Linked DNA regions of Mus musculus: region 1 is linked to region 2. The links are chromatin loops, found by intact Hi-C in ENCODE. Cell type or tissue: heart. All regions are shown on one strand. Each heading gives the region's core, and the rest is flanking DNA. Links, peaks and the distances in the headings are about the cores only. Region 1 holds the start of Ldb2 (LIM domain binding 2). Region 2 overlaps Ldb2 (LIM domain binding 2).

What was found. A loop is a pair of places that touch in the nucleus more often than their neighbours do. Peaks named below come from ENCODE experiments on the same cell type or tissue, not always from the same donor. Only the 100,000 strongest peaks of a DNase experiment are listed, where the experiment ranks them.
Region 1: it touches region 2 in a loop (2.8-fold over the local background); 2 of 42 quality-filtered maps call a loop at or near these places.

What each region holds. Positions count from the first base shown.
Region 1 is chr5:44,792,623-44,808,682 of GRCm38, forward strand. It overlaps Ldb2 (LIM domain binding 2), which reads right to left and starts at 7,124. Exons shown (of 8, transcript NM_010698.4): 1 at 6,740-7,124. The coding sequence starts at 6,871. In heart, for the core only: a CTCF peak has its summit at 4,896; a DNase peak (open chromatin) is centred at 7,039; H3K4me3 peaks cover 2,274 bases; H3K27ac peaks cover 1,702 bases.
Region 2 is chr5:44,707,531-44,715,530 of GRCm38, forward strand. The region is part of intron 1 of Ldb2 (LIM domain binding 2); the gene reads right to left. Among named protein-coding and RNA genes, the nearest start is that of Ldb2, 88 kb to the right of the region's middle. In heart, for the core only: a CTCF peak has its summit at 10; a DNase peak (open chromatin) is centred at 3,911; H3K27ac peaks cover 301 bases.

The DNA of each region.
Region 1 (16,060 bases), core at 1-8,000, 85 kb after region 2:
CTTTCAGATGGTTTCTTAGAATCCTGTTCTGCCTGTCCATGGTGAGTATCATCTTTAATTGCAGCACTCGGAAGGAGAGGAAGAGGCAGGAGGACTTCTACAAGTTCAAGGTCAACCTGGTCTACAAAGCAAGTTCCAGGACAGCCAAGGCTGCACAGAGAAAAATCTGTCTCAACAAAACAAAACAAAACAAAACAAAACAAAACAAAACAAAACAAAACAAAATAAAACAAAACAAAACCCAGAAGAGTCCTGCTCTATACCAATTTAGATCAGTCATGTATATCATATCCAGGAGCTACTCTTTGAGCTCCCTTGGGATGTCTATGTGCCCTGGGATAAAACAATAACAATAAAAATGTTTGTAGAGATAAAACAAGACTCCCGCTGGTAGACTCTGTTTCTAGAGGTGCTACATCAGAGAGGAAAGGTCTCTGAAGCTGAGTGACAGCAACATGGGTCACCTAAGACAGATGATCTAAATATCTCTATCCCAGTTTACCTCTCAGCATAAATACAGCAGGTAGCACGTGCCTGCCCCACCAAGGACTATCCTGAACATTGTAAACACACCACAAATGATAGTAATGATCATTCCAGCTGCCTTTCAGGATGGCCTTCCCTAGTAGAAGACACCCACAATACACTGCCACAAATCCATCACGGCGCCCCACCATGATGGTAAGTCTCTAAGTCTCCTTCCATCACCCAATCACAAACTTCTACAGGACAGAAAAGGCCTCAATCATCTCTGTTGGCCAAGCCTGATATCATCACTTCCTGAAGGATGGGAACTCTTTTTTTTTTTTTTTTTCCGAGATAGGATTTCTCTGTGTAGCCCTGGCTGTCCTGGAACTCACTCTGTAGACCAGGCTGGCCTCGAACTCAGAAATGCACCTGCCTCTGCCTCCCAAGTGCTGGGATTAAAGGCATGCGCCACCACACCCAGCTAGGATGGGAACTCTTGAAGGAATAACTGAATTTTAAGTCTTGAGACTTGCTTGTGTTTTGATGGATGCTGGCAGAATCTACATCAAAAAAATAATAACTGTAGACTCAAATAAATGAAACAATACAAAACAAAACAAACAAGTAAAAAACCTGTGTCATAGCCACAATATAGTAGGGAGACATAGCTTGGAGAGCAGTTAAACATTTCCTAAACACTGTGCATTTTGATATTTTGAAAAGATGGTACTTTGATCACTTAGTATTTTGAAGCCTACCAGCTCAATTTACATTTAAAAGTTTGTGAGTGCAGCCCCTTCACCACTTACAAAGGGGATGTTTACAGCTGTTTGTTTTATATTTTGTTTGCTTACTCCCCTAAAGAGGTGCTCGGCTCTCCTTGTGAAAAAAAAAAAAATAAGTTAATGGTTGCAATGAGAGGAGACTCAGGGCAGCACTCTCCACACAATTTAAATCGATTTCTTTCGGAAACACAAACAAAACATTAAATGCTCAAAAATCTGCATCATACTTAAATCCTACTTCGTCACGTGTGTTGATTTCACCTGATAAGAATCTGTGATGCTTGGGAGTTGAAAGATATTTTTCTTCTTCTTTTTCTTTTTCTTCTTCTTCTTGGCTTCCTACGAGTAGTTAGTTTGCAGCAATTTTTAATTAAAAACAGTTCCCATAGTAAGAAAATGGGGTGGGGTGGGGGAACCTCAGGAGAAGAGAACTGTGTTCCCAAGCCCTGTACTTTGTTTTCTGAAGCCATGAAGGCAGCTTGAAAAACAAGGAGTTTGGAAGTTCCCATTTTAAAAGCTTCACTGTTGGTTTTATTTAACATTTTCAAAATAGCTGCTCTTGCTAATACCTGCCCCTTCCTCACTCTTCCCCAACCCCCTTCAGAAAGCCATAGAGAGTCCACTTTTTAACTGAACATTGAAAACTCTTTCATATAATGTAGCTCAGGGTACTGGCAAGTTTTCCTTCTGAATTCCTAGGGGGAGAGAACACCTAAGTATTACAAAACGTTTCCTTCTTTTCTACATATCCAAAGTAGCTAACCGACTCGGGTCTGTGGTCCATGGGAACCATGAAGGGTTCCGAGCTTCTCCGTGAATAAACACTATGCTCCAAGCTGGAACCCGGGCAGACAGAGAAAAAGAGGGCAAGGCACACACACCCTCTCTCGCCCATCCCTAGGGCGGTTTAGAGTTAAGCTGAGGAAGGGGAAAAAAAGTCGATTTGAATTTTAAGGTCTTCAAACATTTTGAAACCTTCCTATTTTATGGTATAAAACTGAAGACTATAATTAGACTAAAACCCTCCTGTGAACTGCTTTCTATAGTAGTCACAGTTTTCTCATTCACATACTGTTGATAAAAGAAGAAAAATTCAAAACGTAAGGACACGGCAGGTTACTGCTGTTTTATGTAATTTTATTAAAATTAGTGCAGTAACAAAGGGGGGGTTAGTTCAAAACATCTTCTTTGAAATGGAAGCATTCTTGGTCATTGGCTTTAAAAAATATGACCCTGAGAACTTATCTACAGTTTATCTAACAAAGAATTGTGTAAGTCAGTTTGATGAACTGGCTTAAGTTCTACAATAATCCAACATTAGTCACTCTCAAATTCATATTCATCAGGACACTCAGACAGCACACATATTTTTCTTTCACAGTGCACACCTCAGGATTTTTAAAAACAAACAAACAAACAAACAAACAAAAATCGGCTGGTTTTGTTTTGTTGTGGCTTTTTACAGACCAAATCCTGAAGTCTTTAGAAGATATTTTTATGTCCAATCTGATTGGAATCTTTGTGCCATGTTAAATTAAACTATATAACTGCAGAGTTGAAACTGTGTAGCCGTGTTCTCTCAAAAGAAATTTGCACAGTGTAACCATTCAAATAAATGGATTTTGGAAGACATGGGGGGGGGGTGTCAATTTATGGTAGCATGCTAAATGGAAAATGTAACATTTTTCTCTACTGCCCAACTGTGACACATCTCAAAGTTTCTCTTAGTTTTATTTTAAAGTGAGAGCTGGTGGGTGTAGGGTGGGGGTGGGGTGGGGGTGGGGTGGGGGTGGGGATTTCACACATTTACCGAAATCTACTAAGGTGTTAATGTTGTGAAGAGATTTTACTTCCTAGAACGGTCATCCACGTTTAAAATAGATTTGAATATTAGTTTTTTACTTTTAAGTGGGCTCATATTCCTTTCCAACGAGGTTAGGTCACTAGCTCTTAAACTCTTGTTTTCCCACAAAGATCAGAGAGCTGATAGGCCTCATGATAATAAAATAAATGTGGGCGCAGTGAGGTGAGAGTTTTCAGAGGCAGAAGCCCCATAGCAACTTTAGCTCCATGGGGGGTACCAGGCCCCCTCACAGATGCAGAGCTGCTATTGGGATTTCAATAGCAAGGGGTTCTGGAGTCCTCTCTACCTCTGCCACCCCCTTTCCACTCCAGGAAACCTAGGTTTAAATGTTAATTGAAAATCTACTTAGTCCAGGAATGGTTTGCTATCCTGGCGCCAGCTGGGCCAAGCACGCCAGGACGCAGGTTTTCCAGTTTTCGACAGAAATGGCTGATTCTTTCACTACCATGTGTAAGTTTGAACTAAATACAACCCATGGAATACTTTCTCATATTAAGGCAAACCATGTTGAGTTTTCAAATTCAAGGGATATGGTGGGTGATTGGCAGGTGAGGAGATCCAGACTCCACACTCACTACTTAGTGACAGGACCCAGCTAGGAATAGCATTAACTCCCAACCCAGTGCTCCTTAAGCCGACACAACCCAGTATCTAAAGGACACTGATTTAACCGAAAGAAATGACCATGTGTGAATATCCTAGGGGTCAATCATACAAGGGCAGTGAGGGACGTCATAGCTCTGCACTAGTTTATTACCTTTTGTTTTTTAAAGAGAGAGGTCTTTAGAATTACTTCTAATTTCTTCTTAGCTGAGTAAGTGTTCCAAAGAGAATGCAAAGTTAAGACAGACAGACAGACAGACAGAGAGAGAGAGAGAGAGAGAGAGAGAGAGAGAGAATCAGGAGGTGATAAAATAATAGTATATGGTGCACAGAAGAGGGAGAAGAAAAAGACACTGTGAGAGAATGCTTATGATTGTAGGGATTGACTAAGTAGTAAAGGTGATGGCTCGACAATCTATTCAATGTTATATGTGAACAGATGTCAGTTTTGCAGTATATGGTGACTGTAACCAGCTTCTACTCAGGTTGCATTATTATTTTTTTAAAGGCACCACTTGTAAAGCTACCTGTAACTTTTTTGTGCAAAGTTATTGTTTCTCCTCTAAGTACACATTACTATCAAATTTAAATATTTAATGTGAATCTATACATACAGTAGGAGCAATTAATGATTACTGTCCTTTTTTCACATGTTATGAAAATATATTTCTTGTGTTGAGACAAAGGTGTCGATATAATTATGTATATAATTACTTTTGAAAGACTTAATAAGAGGGTACATGTGTGGAGGTTGTTCCAGAACACACTGAAAAATAGCTCACAGTACTTTGATGTCAGGACGAATTAAAAACTCAAAGATTTGTCAAAGCAAGCTTGCCTCTCCTGGTTCTTCAGCTATGGTCAGAGTGAAATCCTGCAGTCAGAGCTAGCCTGCAATCTTCTAAAAGTTAGAAGTTCTTGGGTTTAGCTCTCAAGAAAGATTAATGTGTCATTTTGGAAAAGCATACTCCTAATGGGTCACTTTCCAAACATCTCAAACACGAACCAGTGGGTAATCTATTCCATCTTAGGGATTTGTATGGAGACCAGGATGGATGGGAAGTCTCCCAGCTCAAAGCTAGCTGCCCAGGGTTGTGGAAGGGTTGAGAGGCACCCAGAACCCAAGAATAGCTACCCTGCTTCAACCAGCAGGAGGATGGGAAGACACCATCCACAAAACCTCAACAACTTTCTACCAAGCAAGCAGGATACAAGTTGTCTTTCAATCCTGTGTTCAAGAATTAATCTATTGCAGTCTATGGTCTCTATTATTATTATTATTATTATTATTATTATTATTATTATTATTATTGAGAAATAATTATACTTAGCAAAGAGATTTTTTAATTGTATAATTTTTAACATTTTATTGATTCCTTCTGACGGTTCCTTTTTCTGTTCAACATTTTATTACTATTACTGGGTGCCTCAACTCTAAAACCTTCCCAGTCTTCCCAGTTCTGAAAGCAGCCTCTGCCACTGATAGCTTAGACAGGGACTGAAGATTCATTCCAACACACTCTTACAAAGATTGTAATAGAAGATACAAGCTAGAACACACATATAAAGCAACACACACCACAGGCATATGCACACACACAAACACACACACACACACACACACAATCCTATTTACTGCCAAGAACTCAGCACTCTAAACACCAGAGTTTACACTCTACAGGAGCTTCTGGCTTCTAGAAAGAGGCGACGTGCCAGCAATTATATTTAACATCCATGGTGCATTAACATATAAAGAAAATAGCAGTGATAAAGAGAGCCAGGCTTTAAAACACACACACTAACACACAAAAACAAAAACAAAACCCCACAAGATCTTGTCCAGCAGTTAGCCAATCAGAAAACAGGTCACATCATCTTGTTAGCCCTATTCAATACATTAAACATCAGGAATTCTCTATGGCTCAGCAGACAATTCAAAGCAAGTGTGTTTTATTTTATCATGCAAACTTAATCAAATCCTTTCTCAGAGTTAAAAGCCAATCTTCAATCTAACTACCTACCAACGCTATTCCCCCAACACCCCTGTGGCATGACTCCTATGAGCATTTGTACTATGCAGCGAAAACTCAATTCCCAGAGACTTCTATTTCTTCAAGAGACTTAGACACACCTACAATAAACACTTCAACACCAAGTCCCACCTTACAGGCAGATGAGCACCCGGCAGCAGAGTGCTTTGCCACTCGGGCAGCCCAGAGAAAAATTAAATATTTAAATTGTGAAAGAGGAGTCTGGAGTTTTGCATTTAGAAAGTTCTGAAGAAGTCCCTGGACTGGCTCACTGCCTGAGAGGCTCAGCCTCCCTCTCTCTGGAGATCCCAAATGCACTCAACTGCTTCTGGCTTGAATGGGGAGCTAACTCCTGTCCCAAGGTAGAGCCTTGGGAGGCACAACCACCAGAGAGACAAGAGGACCCCACTTCCTCAGTCAACCTGTCTCTGAATTTAACACAGGCAAACGTGTGTGTCTTCCCTGAGCCCACCTCCAGGGAGTTCTGAAAAGTACACAAGGCTGCTCTCTTGTCCCTTTTACCTCAATTTTAGTCACTTTGAAAAAGTAAGTTCAGGTCAAACCAGACTTCCTCTGGAACTTGTAAATATATGAATATATGTATACATGATATTACACACACAACACAGACGCAAACATCCACAAAATCTCTTGCAGTCTATATCTCAACAAACACGACCATCTCTAAGCCTGTAAACATCAGAGTTCTGGGAAACCTGAATTTCTAGAGACTCGGCATGTGAACCAAGTGGCTTGTCTCTTTCCAGATACTAAGATTCCGGCAGAAACTGTCCCCAGCTCCAAGAGTTACTGTCGCTGGAAACCCAGCATTCAAACTCGAGGGTTCACCCAGCTGTGCTTATATCCACCTACGTGATAGTAGCTGGTGGGACACTTCCCACAGAATTCAGCTAAGAACCCCAGGAAAAGCCCATGCACAGTTTTTTTTTAAAAAATCCACAAACACACGCCAAGGTTGAAGAACTTACCTCTGTACGAGACTGCAGTCTCTTGTTCATCTCATAGATTCGGTACTCTGGCTGTACCATGTATGGTGTATGTCTCCTATAAAATGGGCCGAAAGGAGAAGAATAGAAGGGGTCATGTGGTGTGCTGGACATCTTGCCTGCTTGTCGAAAATCAAGCTTAATAGAGTATCAGGAACGTCCATGCAGAGCACATGGGCTGTGTTCTTCACAGTACAAAGTAGACGCACGCACACACGCTCACACACACACAGACACACACAGAGGCAGGCAGGCAGGCAGGCTGAGCACACTGGCTGGGAAGTGCTGTGGGAGCCCTCTATAGCGAGAGAGGAGAGGGAACGAGGAGGGAGAGGGAGGGAGGGAGCGCGGGAGGGGAGGGAGCACTGGAGCTCTGAGAGGGAGAGAGCGGAGGTTGGAGGTTGGGAGGGAGGAAGGGAGGGAAGAAGGAGGGAGGGAGAAGGGGGAGAGTGAGTTGAGAGAGAGAGAGAGAGAGAGAGAGAGAGAGAGAGAGAGAGAGAGAGAGAGAGAGAGAGAGCTGGATAGCTAGAGGCTCCAACTGCTTGTTTTTAAAGAAGCAGTTGGTGAAGGGGTCATTTCCTGTCCACACTGTAGACTAGTTCAAAAATATAATTCTCCTCCTAGTCTGACAAGAAGTCTAAGGCTGAGTTTTAGTCCCCCCCCCCCCCCCATTGCTAAGCTTGTTAGCAGAGAGGTGGGTTCACCCACTGCCTAAGCCTCTCGCCCCTGACAGCCACACTGTTGTAATGTATCAGAAATGGGATGACTCCCAAACACAACAACACTGGCACTCTGGTCCCTCTGATTTGGGGTTGGTGATTCACTCCCTCTGGAAGATTCCTCCGGGCTCTCATCTCCCAACAGAGTTTTGGCTGTACCTGCTGTACTTCGGATAGGAAGCTGAGCTGTATCTTAGCATTCCCCTCCCCCCTGACTTCCAAACTACTCCTATTCCCAGCCCCCTTCCTAACCTCCCAAAAGGGGGTTGTCCTGCTTTTGACGATGGTTTTAGGGGGCCTACATTTAGATTACCTGTACAGTCTCAGGTAAAAACAGTATCACCCAGACCTGAATGTGGAACCATCTAAAAATCCATCCAAGAGGCAATGGGCTTTTATTTCTAAGAGGTATTTCTAAGACAAGAAAAGGATCCAAAAAGCAGACTGCTCAGGAAGATATGAAACGCAAAGGAAAAAGCATCCCATAGAAATGTCCATGGAAAATTCAGTTGAGTAAGAAATTGCAGATAATTGAATTTATTGCCCCCCCAAGTAACAAGCCCAACTCTGATGGGGACAAGGTCTTTGCTTCCTTCCCAGAGTGGCCAAGTCTATAAATCTTAATTGTGGTGCATGACAACTAGAAGAAACCCCAAATAGCCCTGGGGAGGGGGGCAGAGTTGCCACAAAGAATTAGGGAATCTAGGAAAGATCCAATTGGCCCCACACTTACTCATATACAGGACACTTAAACAAAGCCAAGCCCCAGAAAATTCAGTGCAGGAGTTCACACCTAGCTAAGTCAGCGGCTTTAAGGGGGAAGGGGGAAGGGACCACAGAAAAACAAGATGGAATGTAAGACCTGGATGCAAATGCATGCAAATGAGACATTTCTTCTTTTTAATAAGCAGATTAATTAACTTTCTGCCCCAGTCATGGCTTGGGGTATTTTAGAGTCACTAGCCAACAGAGGAATAATAGGTGCTGTTAGATCTGTGGTTTACATTCAGGAGTAAAATTGTCCCCAAATTGCTGTCTTGATCACTCTTGTCTCCCACCTGCAAGAAACATCCACCCCAAACTTCCAGCGGTGCAGCCTAACACAGTCATGTCACTTGCCAGGATGGGATTAGAGGAGCTATTACTTCTAGGCTGCTGAGAACATGTGTCTGGGGACCCTAAGGCAGGCCAGCATGCTGGGTTTCAGGTTTCATTACAAATCTAAAAGCTGGGCCAAATTTGCTGCAAGGTTTGTCAAAACACACAACCTCCTAAAGACGAGATTTCAAACAAATTCCTTGTGATTTATGTTTCAGTATGGCGGCCATTGCAAAAGCCAACAATTCCTTGTGCACAAACTCCCCAAGTAAAGACATTTCTGAGCTCAATGCCTGCCTGAGTTTGTATTTACCTCTTCATGGCAGTGCTAGAGTCAAAGGAGTGCCCAGGCAGCTGTGTGCAGCCCAGGAATGGTCAAACCCCACAAAGGGAGAGCTGTGCTCCGATTTAGGCAAGCTTTACCCTGGGTTGTTCTTGCAAAGCACTCCAAGTTACTTCTGCAAATATTTGCTGTTTGTCCCTAAAACTTTCGCATGCAACTTTTCAAGGCTTGCTCCTCTTCCATGAAATTGCATCTTTGTACTTTCAAGAGGCTCCAAACTGGCTTTCTGCTCACAGATTTACAGTCATCTTATTGCTTGCAATTATCCTTTCTCCAATCAGAATGTTCAGCATAGAAAACAGAAACTGACCATATTCTATGCTTTTGCTTTTAGCAAAAAAACACATTACCCATAGAAAAATGTCTGAGTTCTCTACATTAATGCTACAAGGGCACTTGAGGCTTAAGAAGATCTTGGTTTCTTGATCATTCATTCATTCATTCATTCATTCATTCGTCATTCATCTATTTGCAATCTTTTATCTTTCCTTTGCAAGGAAATAATCTTTCCTTCATGTGTCACACATTAATGTTTTTGTCCCTTCTTTACCTATGAATACCCATTCATCATTCTACTCAGCTAAATTATTGTCTTTTGCATTAACCATTTAAGTTTTATTTACTGTTCCTATATGTTGGAAGGAGGTGCATATGGAAATCTGAGGACAACTTTGTGGAGTTGATTCTCTCCTTCCACATTTACATGGAATCTAGAGAGCAAAAGACTGTAGCTCAAGGTTTCTGAGGCCAGTACCTTTGCCAACTCACTGCCCCATAAACTAACCTTTTTAAATTCATCATTACTTAATTTAGCTGTCTTCCACACTGGGTAGAGATGTCTCCAAGACCTACCTCACATATCACTCCTGCTGTGGGGACAATGATAGTGTGGAGTTTATAAGGACCCTCTCACCTATGTTCCCAAGCGAAGTTATGGTTATTGGGATATATGGTTACTGGGTACCTGTTTTTAGCTTAGGAGTTTTAGAGGACAGGCAGGTCAAAGCTGACACAATAGAAAGGCTACTCTATTTAGTGACTGTAAGGAAGACACCTCAGAGAAGAGCTGGTCAACGCTGGAAACATCATTCAAGTTGTAGTGCATGCTGTGATGGGGAAAAGTTAAAATGAGAGATAAAAGAATAATTCCCCCTTTGGGTCAGCTGTGCACTTTCTATGTACTTTCCTTTGAGAACTTCCACATGGAAAGTAGTACTTGCTGCCTGTGGTTAGGGCTTACTACAGCCAGATTCTCTGTTGAAGACTGAACTCAGAGTACAAGTATTGTCAGTTATTTTCACAATAGATCTACGGGGCTGATTTAATTACTATCCCCATATTACAGATATAGAAATTGAGGCTGCAGGAGACTCTACAAGGACATGCAGTGAGGAAGTATTAGAGACAAGGTTCGCATACCCTTTGTCAAGCTGATCTTCAGCATCTCCTCAGTCTGAGAGCACCCAGTGGCCATTGAGGTACTTAAGGAGTATGGACTATTGAAATGGGGACAGACGTAGAGCGGCAAGGAGGCTCTTGGCCTGAATTTTATTTTTCATCTTGTACATTCTCATACTCTGCAGTCCCCCCTTCTCATTCTAGATTTTTCTCTAGAAGCCTGGTCTAGCCTTTCCCAGCAGCCTCATTGTCAACAGTCTCCATCCCCTGCTGAATGCCCACTTTGCAGCATCAGCTTTCTGCTTGCATCTGTCCTGCCTTCTTTCCCTGCTGCTCCAGAGATCAGCTTTCAGTCTTCCCCCTCTGGCCCACAAGGAAAGGAAATCAAGTGCTCATCAGCCCTTCGATACAAATAGGAAAATTCAACATGGTGGGTCGGTATACTGTCAAAGCATGAGCAAGGAGAAAGCCTGGGGACACTTCTATGGCCCCGACAACTGAGCCATGCTTATTTACTTATTATTTTGCATTTTGAACATTGACAACGTTCTAAACATTCTCCCCCAGATACTCTAGGTACCCTAAGCAACCACCCTGCTGCTTCAGCTCAGAACCTAAGTTAAAACAAATTTCTGTACACTTGTTGCACAGAATGCTTGCTTCATCTTCCACTAAAATACCTCCTTGTGACTTCAAACAGAAAGGATTTCACCAATCCCAGTTCTCATCTTTATCTTCCCTTGGAAAACCAGCATCTGGCAGCTATTGGCCCCACCCTGACTTTAAGTCAGCTGGATCTCCCCTCTCTTCCACTTCTCAAGGCTTTTTGCCAGTCAAGGTCTTATCTTTGACCTTGGCTGGTCCCCTTTCTCAGTTCATTGGCATCCTTGCCAGTTTCTTCTACTCAGATTCATTTACTTCAGAAAGCTACTTTTCCCAACCACTACTCAGGGCTCCCTCTCTGTCCTTCCTCCAGTACCCAAGCCTTATCTTATCAGCCTGCCTTTCGTTAAACACACATTTGGCTAGTGGGCAAGTGCAAGGTGCAGCCATGATGTGCTGGAAGAGAAAGACTTATAATCTCTGCTTTTAAGTTACTAAACATATAGCCAGCATATGGACCAGGGGATGGTGGAAATATTATTCTTCAACTCTGAAGTCTTTACCGTGGAAAAGCAAGCAGAAATTCAGTTCTCAAGGACAAACATCTGAGCTTTACCAGACGGCCTTGAATTGTGACATCTACATTCTGTCATGTGGCCATGAAACCTAATTTCTCTTTGCTTCAGTGTTTTTGTTTGTAAAGTGGGTACCAATAGCAATCCTATCTTTCTTATAAAGATGGCAAAAGCTAATGAACATAAGTTGATCACAATAGTGTCTGGCAGTCACTGTATGGTCATAATCATTAATACTTTATAAGAGACTACAGGAATAAACCGATCTCAAAAATGAAGGTAAATTGATAACACGGAGTTCAGAGAAGAGGCTGGGATGGTTAATGGATGGCTGTAGAGGTGGGACAGAAAGCTTGAAAGGCGTCTCCAGATTTACAAATGAGAACGACTAGGAATCCATTCAACCACATAAGCCAAGGACGGATTCAGAATGGAGATACCTCCTTCTTAAGGATCTTTCAGAGGGACAAAGCGGAAGGACAGAAATATCACAGCAAGATGAAGAGATGCCATGCAAATGAACATACCTGACATCAAATATGACAAGAAACTGGAAAGAGGAAGAAACAGTAAAAAGGTGTATCTCTAACTGATCATGAATGAAAGAAGGAGCTAAAGGAGTGGAAGTGGAGGGGCAGCTGTGGAAATATAGTACTCAGGCATAAAACTCTCAAAATGTATATTACAAAAAACAATGTTTGTTATTTTAAAAAGAAATGAAGCCAATGTAGAGTAACATCCGTGCCATTTAAGAAGATCTGCTCATTGTTACTTACACGCTGAATAGCCCGTGTCCATCAGTATTCTCCCACAGAAGTAGTAAGTGCTAAAGGGAGGCTTGCTAAGTCAGCTTCCACGGTGTGGTACAGGTAGTCCAACAATGGCTACCCCATACCAAACAGATGGAGAACTTGGTAGTTGTGCCTTCTGTAAGGCTGCATGCCTCAGCACTGCCAGTCTGGAGCTACAAGCCTAGAGTATTCCTAGAGAGCTGCTAGTCTTCAGCCCACGCTGGAAGGTGAAATAAGCTGATTCTTCTATCAGCCAAGGAATCAAAAGCAACAACAATGGAGTGAGTAGATAAATGGTTCAGCAAGAGTAAAGGACAAGATGACACAGGAATGGGGAGCTTCTCTTCTTCCAGCTACCAGAGGATGTTACTCACATTTAGAGTGGGTGTTCCCATAGTAATTAGGACAGTTAAGACAATCCTTCCCTCAGACATACCAGAGGTCAACTTGATATAGACAACTTCTCAAGCTGACCACTAAATTAACCATCATTTTGCTCAAGCAACTTGACTAATAGATACCAGGAGGGTAGACTGAACTCAGACAAGACTCAAGAACTAAACTGGTGGTAGGATGTTGATTTCCTCCACCGATACAATCTCCAGCACACACCAAAACCTTCTCTGTGGTAATGACTCTTGTGTTTGTTTGTTTGTTTGTTTGTTTGTGTTTTGTTTTGTTTTGTTTTGTTTTGTTTTGTTTTGTTTTGTTTTAAGACAGGGTTTCTCTATGTAGTCCTGGCTGTCCTGGAACTCACTCTGTAGCCCAGGCTGGCCTCAAACTCAGAAATCCGCCTACCTCTGCCTCCCAAGTGTTGGGATTGAAAGGCCTACCCCAATTTGGAAGGAGAATTCCTGGACCAAATTGAAGGAGAAAAGGCCCTGCAGAAAGCATTCATCACTTTCTGCTTCCTGGCTGCAGGCACAATGTGTCCATCTACTTTATATTCCAGCTGCCATGATTTCTCTGCCGTAAAAGAATGTGACTGCTTATCTTATAATCCAAACAAGCCAACCTTTTTTGAAGTTTATTTTTTTGGAGGTTGTTTATGATTTTATTTGTTGTTTTGGCTGTTTTGGTTGATCTTTTTGACTTGTGTTTCATCACGAAAAGTAAGTAATGCTCTCTCTCAGAACATGGACTGGAGAGAGAGGCTTCAAGTGTTCCCTCATTGCTTCTGGATGACGTCTGTTAAAAGGCTCTGTGGTGCTCTAGATTCTAAAAGTTGTTTTTACAGCAGCATCACTGGTTGCTCAGCAGCCAAGGAAATGCACAGTCCATCTGGAACTTAAGGAGGGAGTTGCTGGTTCATAGTCAAAGAGTTTGGAACTCTGCTGGCCTGAAGCTAAAGAGGAGTTGCATATGTTTCCTATGGTAGTCATAACTGTTCTCTAATGTCTACTTGACTAAAAGGAAATCTAGCAAATATTTGCAATGAGTAAGAAAGACTATCACCAGTGAAAATAGTTCAGTTCCCAGGATCTGGCAGTCAAATCTAAACCTATAGCCTGGACTATTGAACGAAAAGTTGACTTTCAATAGGCTAAATATCTGTGATGTGTCTCTTCTTTCTAACTTAAAGAACGAGCTAGCTGGGCCTCCTTTCTCTCTGACTCCATGACATCTGTCCCTCTCCTTCTTTGTTAGTCACATCAGTTCTGCCTCTTCCTATCCCTCAGTCTATCATCTTCTCACACATCTGTGCTACTTCCTGTTTGGGGTGCACTGAACTCTCTACTCCAAACCCATGTATCTGCTCATGGCTTCTGGTTTTCACACAGTAATAAGTTGTTCTCACCTCAAGATGTTTCTCCTTTGGAGAGGACATCCATGGCCAAATTATCTTAATAACCTACTCATATTCCATCTCACCCCATCTACTTTGCTGCCCTTTGTATGAACATCTGCCCTTGCTCTTATTCACAGTCATATGGACTGAAGATCCCACATGGGCTGACAATAGGTTGGCTTTATAGTCACTAAGTGTTCCACAAACTCATCCCGAGGCTTGATATGTGGGGGTGTTCAGTATAGTTTGGTATATTAAATGGTTGAAAGTTTACCAGAATGAAATGTAGGAGCTGTCTTAACAAATAACACTCCGAATCCAAGGCCAGGTTATCATGTAGCAGGGATGTCTAAAAATTCTTACTTAATTATTCACTTATTTGTGAAAAATAGATTCAATGGATGATTATTTCAAGTCGGGTGTGATGTTATATCCTGAGCACACACACAAAAAAGGCAAATTTGATTCCTTGAAGGTTTCCCTGGGCAAGGGAGACAAATCAGTGGGTGAGAGTGCCTGGTGCTGCGACTGAGGTTATTATTTAGTTCGAAATTTGACCTCAGATGGTGGAAGAGAGGATCCATTTCCGTATATTGCCCTCTACTCTATATACCTTAACCTTGTGGCACACGCCTATCTACACACAAAATAATAAGTAAATAGTTTTTTAAAGTCATGAAGAGAGCACAAAGCTGGGTGAAGTTGATTTGTGTGTAAGGCTGTCAACATGGGTCAATTAAAGCCCAGGAATCCATATAAAATAGAGGAGGGGATTGACTCTGGAAAGTTGTCGTCAGTGTGTGACTATACAGACATCAAATACACACACACACACACACACACACACACATGCATACTAACACATACAAAGCACACACAACTAAATTAAGATCTCCCTCCAGGATCCTTTTCTCTCAAACACTGTTTGCCATGGAGTCCTTTCAAATCCCAAAAGATCTCAGAACTGCTACTAGATTGATGTAATTTACCTCTGACCTATGGACTTATGGACAGTGCCAAAGCCATTCTGAGTCCAGCTTTGTCCCCTCTTCACTGTGTTAATCAGGTTATGTCTGTTACCTTCATTCTCTTTGTAAAATACAGATGTAGTATCCATTGCACACAGAAATCAGGAATAATAGTTTCTGGTCCATAGTGATAAGTAGCTCTTATAAAGTGTCAGACACTTTTCTAAGCACTTTATAAATATTAACTCACAGAATCATTGAAAAAAATCCCATAAGAAAAAAAAAAGAGTTACTGTTTCTATTTTCAAGATTAGGAAACCTTACAACAGACAGGTTAGGGGACCTGCCTGGGGTTACACAGTAAATCATGGGTAGACTGAAAGGTGAGCCAGGATAGGCTGGCTCCTTCCTATTTCATGCTGTCAATCAAGACAGTTCACACTGTGAGTCTGAATCCACGTACAATTGGGAGCTGCTAGGAAACGGGCCTGTACAAGTACATGGTTATCAGATATACAACCCACCTCATTCATAAGGGAAGAAAGCATATAGCAAGAGAATAAAGACACAGCTTTACTCAAGACTCTTATTAACTAAAAAAAAAAAAAAAAAAAAAAGAATTGCTCCAAATGTCCCAAACAAAAAAGACTGAAGAGATGTGCTAATATAATTTGAAACCTCAGAAGCATTTGGATTCAGGTGTAGGAGGATCCAAGGGCCCAAATTATGCTCTAGAGTTGGCCTTTCTACTCTTTGGCAGCCTTTGTCCTTGCAGTAACTGCAGGCATTGCTAGACTTACAGATTCCTGATTTCGCAGCAGAAAGAGATGTTTGCTCTGCAGATTTCAACAAAAACCTCAGCTTGGTGTCTCACTGACTAGTGTGGACATAGCCTACATATAAGGCAGTCTTCATAGCCAAGAGAGTAAGCCAGCCCTGGCTCATATGTGTTCTCTTCTAGCCCAAAGCAGAGTAAGCCTTCCTATGTCCAAGATCTACAGAAACCACAAGTCCTCTTT
Region 2 (8,000 bases), core at 1-8,000:
ACAGAGAACTGGAGGTGGCAGTGTAGGTCTCCTTTCCACTTGAGACATGTTATCTGACTTTTTCGAGGTCTTATGACAATACAGTGGCAGGGGAAGGGTAAAGTCCAGATCAAATGTCAGAGCCCAAACTCTTTGCAAAGTGGATGCATTTGTTTGGAAATCAGTTGCACAGGTTTGTGTTTCTACGATCTTCTCTCCCGCTGATGCTCTAAAGTAACTACTTTGCTCACAAACCCAAGGAAGTTTCTCCACACAGCCAGGAAGTGATAAGCAGGTTTGAAAACTGAACCTGGGACCCTCTGCCTGTAAGGCAGGAGTGTCTGACATCAGCACTGGGTTTCTGCTCCAGTTGCTGGTGCTAGCGCCTGACCCACTGAGTACCAGTCTCTCTATGAAGAGTCTTGCTGAGTTTTAGTTGAAGCAAAGTGGGTGTCTTCATCCAGCCCCAATGTCCTCACCTCTGGCTCTGGAAACAAACCATTGATTAGAGCAAAGACTTCAGAAAGCTGTCATCTTGGAGACATTCTCTGAAGCCCCACACTAAGGGCTTTGTTGGATTTTTATCAGCCAGAGCTTGGGTTGGACACACGTTATTATTTCTTATTGACTCGGTAATCACTAACCCTAGCTGGTTGTGTTCAGCCACCATTTGCTTATGGCCCTTTTCAGCTTGAAATCCCCAAGACCTGTATACAAAGCTTTTGACTCAAATTACCCAATTCATCAGCTAGTTAATACGCCAGTTGTTAATCTTGGGGGGGGGGGGGTACTGAGTTTCTAGGATAGCTGCAATTTTATTAAAATCTTTTAAATGGTGCTTCTTTGAGAATGGGATAGAACAAGTGTACATGTATACTATTTTAGAGAAATGAGATGCTGTTGCAAGGGATAGCTGCTGGAGGAGAGAAAGTCAGTTTTCTTTACTCAGGAATATATGGATATGCACATAGCACAGATCGAAACTGATGGGTTTTAGAAAAATACAATTAAAAAGAAGACAGAAAATTGGATGGATAGGAAAGAAGGTGTGGGTCTGGGAGGAGCTGAGGGGAGGAAGACTGTGATAAAAACCCATTTCTTGAAATTATGAAAGGAATAATTATTTTGAATCAGAGAATGAAACAAGAAACTAAAATACAAAGGAGGTAGAGTTCAACTTCTCAAGGGGGATTTAACCTCAGAACAGAGTTCACTTTCAATTTAAATTAGATGGGCAGCCAGTAAGATGGCTCCATGTGGAAAAGCACTTGCCATACAATTGTGAGGACTTGAGTTTGAATCTGTACATTTTCCAGAAAAGCCCAAAGAGAAGAACAAATACCTGTCCCAGGGTTCTGTGGTAAGATGGGAAGTAGAGACGGAAAAGGCTCCTGATGCCCACAGGCCCATTGGCCTGGCATATGCAGTTAAAAAAAAAAAACAATAAGTAAAGCCTGTCTCAAACAAGATGGACAGCTAGGCCCTCTCTCTGAAAGGTTGTCTTCTGATTTCCAAATAAGCATGCACACTCACTTACACAGAGGAATGTGAACACACATACAGTGCATATTCATGGGAGAAAATGTAAAAATTAGGCGCTGGCATCAGTGCTGAAAAAAATATATGTTCTTTAATCTCACATGTAAAATAATTCCTCAACAGAGTACAGCAAAAACAAGAAAAAAATGTCCAAGGGCTGGGCTGGAGGAAGAGAAGCTGGGGCTACTGTTCTGTGCTTCTCTTACCCCTGCTTGGCCTTGCTCGTCTCTGTTTTCTTGTCTGTGAAATTGTGATAATAACACAGCCCAATAGAAACTGAGTTTGACACAATATAAGACTCAGGAAACATCAAGTGTGGTTCTTTGATTGTTGCTATGTTTTGGATAGGATGTCTCTCAAGAGTGTTAGAAATCTGATCCTCTGTGTGTGATAAGTGCTGTGAACTCCTGAAAGGGGCGTGGCATGGCGTGGCCCTTACATCATCAGTAGCTGTGGAAAAAGCTGTTTTCTTATGTTCCTCACCTCTGGTTAGTTAGTGTAGTTACAGAGAAAGGGCTACTGCATTTGCTGCTTGGTATTACACTTCTTGCAACTAAACACAGACACACACAGACACACAGACACACACACACACACACACACACACACACACATATATATATATATATATATATATATATATATATATTAGGATGTCCTTCCACATAAGCTGGATTTTAAGAAAGCAAGAGAAAAAAAAAAGGAGTCCATGAGGATTCTCTAAGAATTACTGTTGATATTTCAAAAGTCAGATTTCTGCACACTGAATTGATTTTATCATTCAATTGAATATTTTTAGAAAATGATTACTGATTTTAAGATGTTTTGTTAACTGACCCATTCAAATGTGTAAAAAGAAGAATTTCAGAGAAATAAATTGTAACAAGGATATTTTATGGTGTGTGTGTGTGTGTGTATGTGTGTGTGTAAGCATACACATATATATAGAGAGAAAGGATAGAATGAAGACAAACAATAAGAACAGACATTTGTAAAGCACCCTTCGCAGAGGTAAACAGAATGGAGAATGACAAGTTAAGAGGAATTAAGTCTCTTAAGCTGCACTATATACAGCGCTGTTGACAGAGTTAAGAGTGATTACTAGCATGCTGTTGTTATTGTGTTTGGGTCACACAATACAAGAGTGGTCTGTCGTCAATGGAAGTACATTCTCTACACAGAAAGGATGACTGTACACAGAAACTAAAAAGTCCACGCCCATGCTGGCCTTGCTGAAGACATATGCATGAGGCAGGGGTGAGGAGAGCTTGCCACGTACAGCCCTGCACTAGGAATAATGGAGGTCTGAGGTGGAGCAGTGCTTCTGGGGTGTGTGTGGGGGTGGGGAAGGCATTTTCCACTTACTTCCAGGAAACTGTTAGAGAAGAGAGTCTAGAGTTTCCTGGATTTACACATTTATTGTTTGTTTCTTTTTTATATTAATTAGAAACTGTAAAAGTAAACATGTCAGCTAAGTCCACATTAAAAAAATCAACAAAAACAAAAAACAAAAAACAAAAACACGGTACAACAGACTGGGTAGTACTCTGGCTTAAGCAACTCAGAGAATACCCTCAGCACTGGAGGCTGAAGTCCAAGCAGGGCACCAGCACAGTTGATTTTCCTGTGGGCTCTCTTCCTGGTTTGCCTGCAATGTCACCTTTCCTCTGTGTATTCAGGTGACAGGGAGGAGGGGAGAAGAGAGAAGGGTGAGAGAGAGTAAAAGACAGACACAGAGACTGAGAGAACCACATGGGCTCTTCATTTCATCCAACACTAATTATTTCATAAAGGGTAATTACTCTTACATTCAGGCTAGTGTCCCACTGTATTGATGGGATCCACTCCATCAACACTGGATTCAATTCTAATATTTTTAAATACAAGTAACATAGCAACATTCATCTATATGTCAGCAACCATGTACATGGGTCCTTGGCTTGGAGTCATATAAATTTTGCCCACCAGCTTTATTAAACCTTCTTACTTACACACACACACACACACACACACTGAAGACTTTATCAAATGTTTACTCACAGTCCACCTTCTCCTGGGTGGGGGAGGGGCGGGGGAAAGAACAATGGTCAGACTCCTGACCTTGATTTGAGTGAACTGAAGTTTCAGGTCATGGAGAGAAAACTGAGATAGGAGATAGTCTGTTTGGGACATGGAGGTTTGAAACTTGTGATCAATTTGATTCAAACTGATTCAAGAGGCAATTGGGAGCCACTCTCGGTATGAAGGATGCCAGGGTAGCAATTGCTGCACAGAAAAATGACTCCTCTGGCTGTTTGTGGAAACACACAGTGGGAAAAGCCATCATAGGGAACAGGAAAGGTCGTCAGTTGCCAGCCCGTTTTCTGGGGACTGTGCCAGGGAGGGAATTGTTCTATGACTTTGCATTTGCTGGTTTGTGATGTGAGAGTTTTTGGCCCTCACTTCTCAGGCACTCAGCCACTCTTTTTTGTCTGACAGTCCGCCATCATGCTGTCATGAAGTCTCACGACCCCCAGGAAGCTGTCAGGATGGTTATTATTGTTATCATTACACTTACCAAACCCATACTCTGTGATAGGTTTCATAGGGAGATGCCTCATGAAATTGCAGTGAAAGCGGTACTCTCCTCTTCATTTTACAGGACCCAAGACGACACCACAGGGAAGAAACATAACTTCCCCAGCATCTCTGAGGTACCAGTTGACACAAAGGTGACTTTAACACATATCTGGTTTGTGTTGGCTCCTGATTCCTCTACATTGGATCTCTACTGTCCCTTACTTCCCTAGTCTCATCAGAGCAATGCACTAGGGCACCCTCTGAGAGCCTTTACCTGTTCATTTGTCCCTTCCTCTCCTTGAGGAAAATGATCAGGGCGCCTTCATCCCTATCCTCTTCATTTGCCCAAATAAAAGGCAGATGAAGACACAAATGAATATCCATTGGGCTGCACTGAGTTCTATACAACATGAGCAACTCGCTGGACCTAGACAGGGAGGTAGCACTGCTCTTTAGTGAGCAGCCAGTGGCAGATCCACTGCCCTGGTGATCTTGTCTCTACATATTGTCAGTCCTCCATATCTGTGAGTTCTTTATGCTGTAATTCTATCATTTTGGTTCAAGGGATCAAGTGCATCTGTATTCAATATGTACAGGTTTGTATTTTATGCAGCCTTTCCAGAATCAATACTGTATAGAAACAATCTTCACAGTATACACGCTCTTTTATGTATTGTTGGTAATCTAGAGGTGTATGTGGAAGATTTGAGTAGGTTATATACAAATACTGTGAAGTGGTAGAGACAAAGGATGTTAGCATTCTCGTCTGGCACCTATGGGAAGGGCATGGAATCAGTCACATGCAGGGAAAATTCCTTCTGTGGGAGGTCATTACGACTCTGAAGAGAAACCCTGCAATGTTGAATCTTTACCTTCAACCCTCAAGTCCACAAACACCTCAGAAAACTCTTGCCTAAACTTTGGAAGGGTTTGTTATGGCAAGAGTATTGCTCTGTGCTTGGGAGCCTGGGCTCTGCAGACAGAGAGACTGGGTTGCCTTCCCAGTGTCTCCTCATGTTTTCAACTGTGCTACTAAGCGAAGACTACTTCTCCTTCCCTCCCCCTCATGTTCTCATCTGTAAAATTGTGTCAATCACAGGACCTTCCTTGTGGAATTTCTGTCCATGTTCACTGAAGGAATAAAAAGTGTTTAGGAAAATACGGTGGAGAAGGCAGTTATTGGTACTTTTCTTTTTCCATTACTGAAGGTTGAAATTTATTTATTTATTTATTTATTTATTTATTTATTTATTTATTAGTATTTTTGTATTTCCGATATCCTTGCTAGCAAAAGCCATGGAGAGAACATTTACAATATTATTTTAGGTGCAGGATCAGATCCATTCTGGGACTAGATTGACAAGCCCTTCTAACTTGCAGCTGTAGCTCCATTTTTTTAAAAGCCCCTACTCCTAAATATAAGCTTAACATATGTGTATAATTTCCTTATCCTATCAAAAGAATGGGCTGTAAATTCCTGCCTTGTGTATTTTGCAAGGTTAAAGCAAATGTGATCTTGCACTGAAAAATGTAAACAGTTATGATGTTATAATTATCATTATTATAGCCACACATAGAATAGTTTAAGAGCCATATGGCTTTAATTAATCATGGATAATAACTGAAGTCATCTTGCTAGCCAGGAATAATGTTAGTCTCTAAAAAGAGCTGAAAGACCAGGATAGAGCACAATGAGAAAAGCTTGGCTCTGTGTATCCTGCAGAGCCACCCCTTTCTCGGGCCCAGGAGGCCAGCCTTCACTCACTCTTTCTTTGCTCTGCACCTCCCTTTCTTCTTACTTCAGTGGCAGCCTCACCAGCATACGTCTCCCGGAGGAATAGTAGCTATTGGCAATTCAGGAATGATTATGGGCTGCTTACAGCTAATGAACTACTTCATTTGCTCCACCACAGAAAACTCTGACCGGGCTTTGTTGTGCTTCTCAGGGCCAAGTGAGCTGGAGAAAGACACAAGCTGCTGCCATCCCCCAACACTGAATAGTCTGTAAATCTTGTGCGTGGAGGACTGAGGTGGCTAAGGGATCTGCTATTCCCATTGGCCTTCTCTTCCCTGTGCTCTGCTTGATTTGCTTGTTTTCTCCCTGATACCCACCTATCTGTCATGCATGATGCAGAAGAAGCTGCTGGATGCTCCTAAAAGCTAAATCCTAAGAGCAGCAATGGCAGTTCCTTTGAGGTCTATTTTTTTTCCATATGGGTATCCTAAGACCATCTGTATATCAGGTATTTATATTACAATTTATAAGAGTAACAAAATTACAGTTATGAAGTAGCAACAAAAATAGTTTTACGGTTGGAGGTCACACAACATGAGGAACTGTATTAAAGGGTCGCAGCATTAGGAAGGCTGAGGCCCACTGGCCTAGAGACTGCATGGAAAATACACTTCCTGCAAAGGAGGATCTTTTCTCTCTGAATTTAAATATTTAAATTCACGTACAAAAGATGAAGTTAGTCTGCTCACAAAGTACTTTGCTGTCTCATTCTGTGTCAGGAGTCTGACTGAGGGCAAGCACACACATGCACATCCTTCACACACACACACAGGAAAAATGTACTTTTAAACAACCAATGTCCTGCACTAAATCATAAAAATGGCATCAAAATTATGAAAAAGGAAGGAAGAAAATAGAAAAAGAAAAAAAAAATCGGGAAACTCAACAAGCTACAGTCGGAGGCATTTCTTATTTAAGTTAAGAAAACTCTAGGATCTTTAATTACAGGAAAATGCCAGCCACAATTCCTCTTGTCTCTCTGCATTTCAAATGTGACTCTAGACTGCACTCCCCAAGAGAGTGATAGATACAATTTTATTGGTTTCTGCAGAACACAAGGGTGGCTGTTGAGCAAAGAGCTCTGTTAGAGTTTAAGGAAAAGAAGCTGACAAAGAATCCTGGAAATGAACGAAGCCATGAGCAGATTTTATTAAGGACCATGAAGCCAGCTGGGGGCCCACAGTGGAGAGTTGCCATCTTCTTCTAGGCACCTACTTTAATTCTAAGAGAATCAACAGGGGATGATTATATCCCTTAAGACTCCTTCACTGTTATGGAAATCAGGTGTTGTGGGAGGGATGCAAGACACAGATGGAGCAACACTTATACTAAAGTGGAGGTTTGAGAAGTCCAGAGAAACATAGCATGGCTTCCCCTGGAGGCTAGTGACAAGAAGAAAACCTGGAAACATTCTGCAGCACGGGAGCATTCTGTAGTCTGGGGCACGGGGACTGTCAACCCAGTCACTAGCTACTCGATGCCCCACACCTACATGGGCTTTCATACTTGCACCCCAGGGACCTGGTGCTGCTGTCTGCAGCAAGTCCTAATGGCTTGTAGGCCAGCTGTCTGCTCTCTCAGATGGAAAACTGTTTTTCATAGCAAAAGAGATTGCCACATGCATACAACTGTCCACCTAAAGAAATGGTGTTGAAAACGGTCTTGATTTTGAAGGTCCTGGACCAAGTTGTCACCAAAGGAATACAAACCTACAAGATATGTGATTATGTGTTTCCAAGTGAGGTATTCACACAAATAGTCTCCCTCCTTATCTTCTTTGTTGCCTTAATTATTCCTCAGGCTGAAAGTCTAGGATCACTGAGACCCTAGACCACAGCATAACTACAAATGGAAGGAACCAACTTCATCCCGTGGAAGAAAGACACCCAGTGTTCAGGAACAAATGGACTAACCTGACCTCACAAGGCAGATGTAGACACTCATAGATCATGGTATTACAACTCATCCTAACACATGAGTTTCATAGATGAACATAGCTTAAACCAAACAAAAATAATAAGCCCAGGACATCTCACTAACACACACACACACACACACACACACACACACACACACACACACACACACACACACACACACAGGAGCTCCACTACTCCACAGGTCCAGC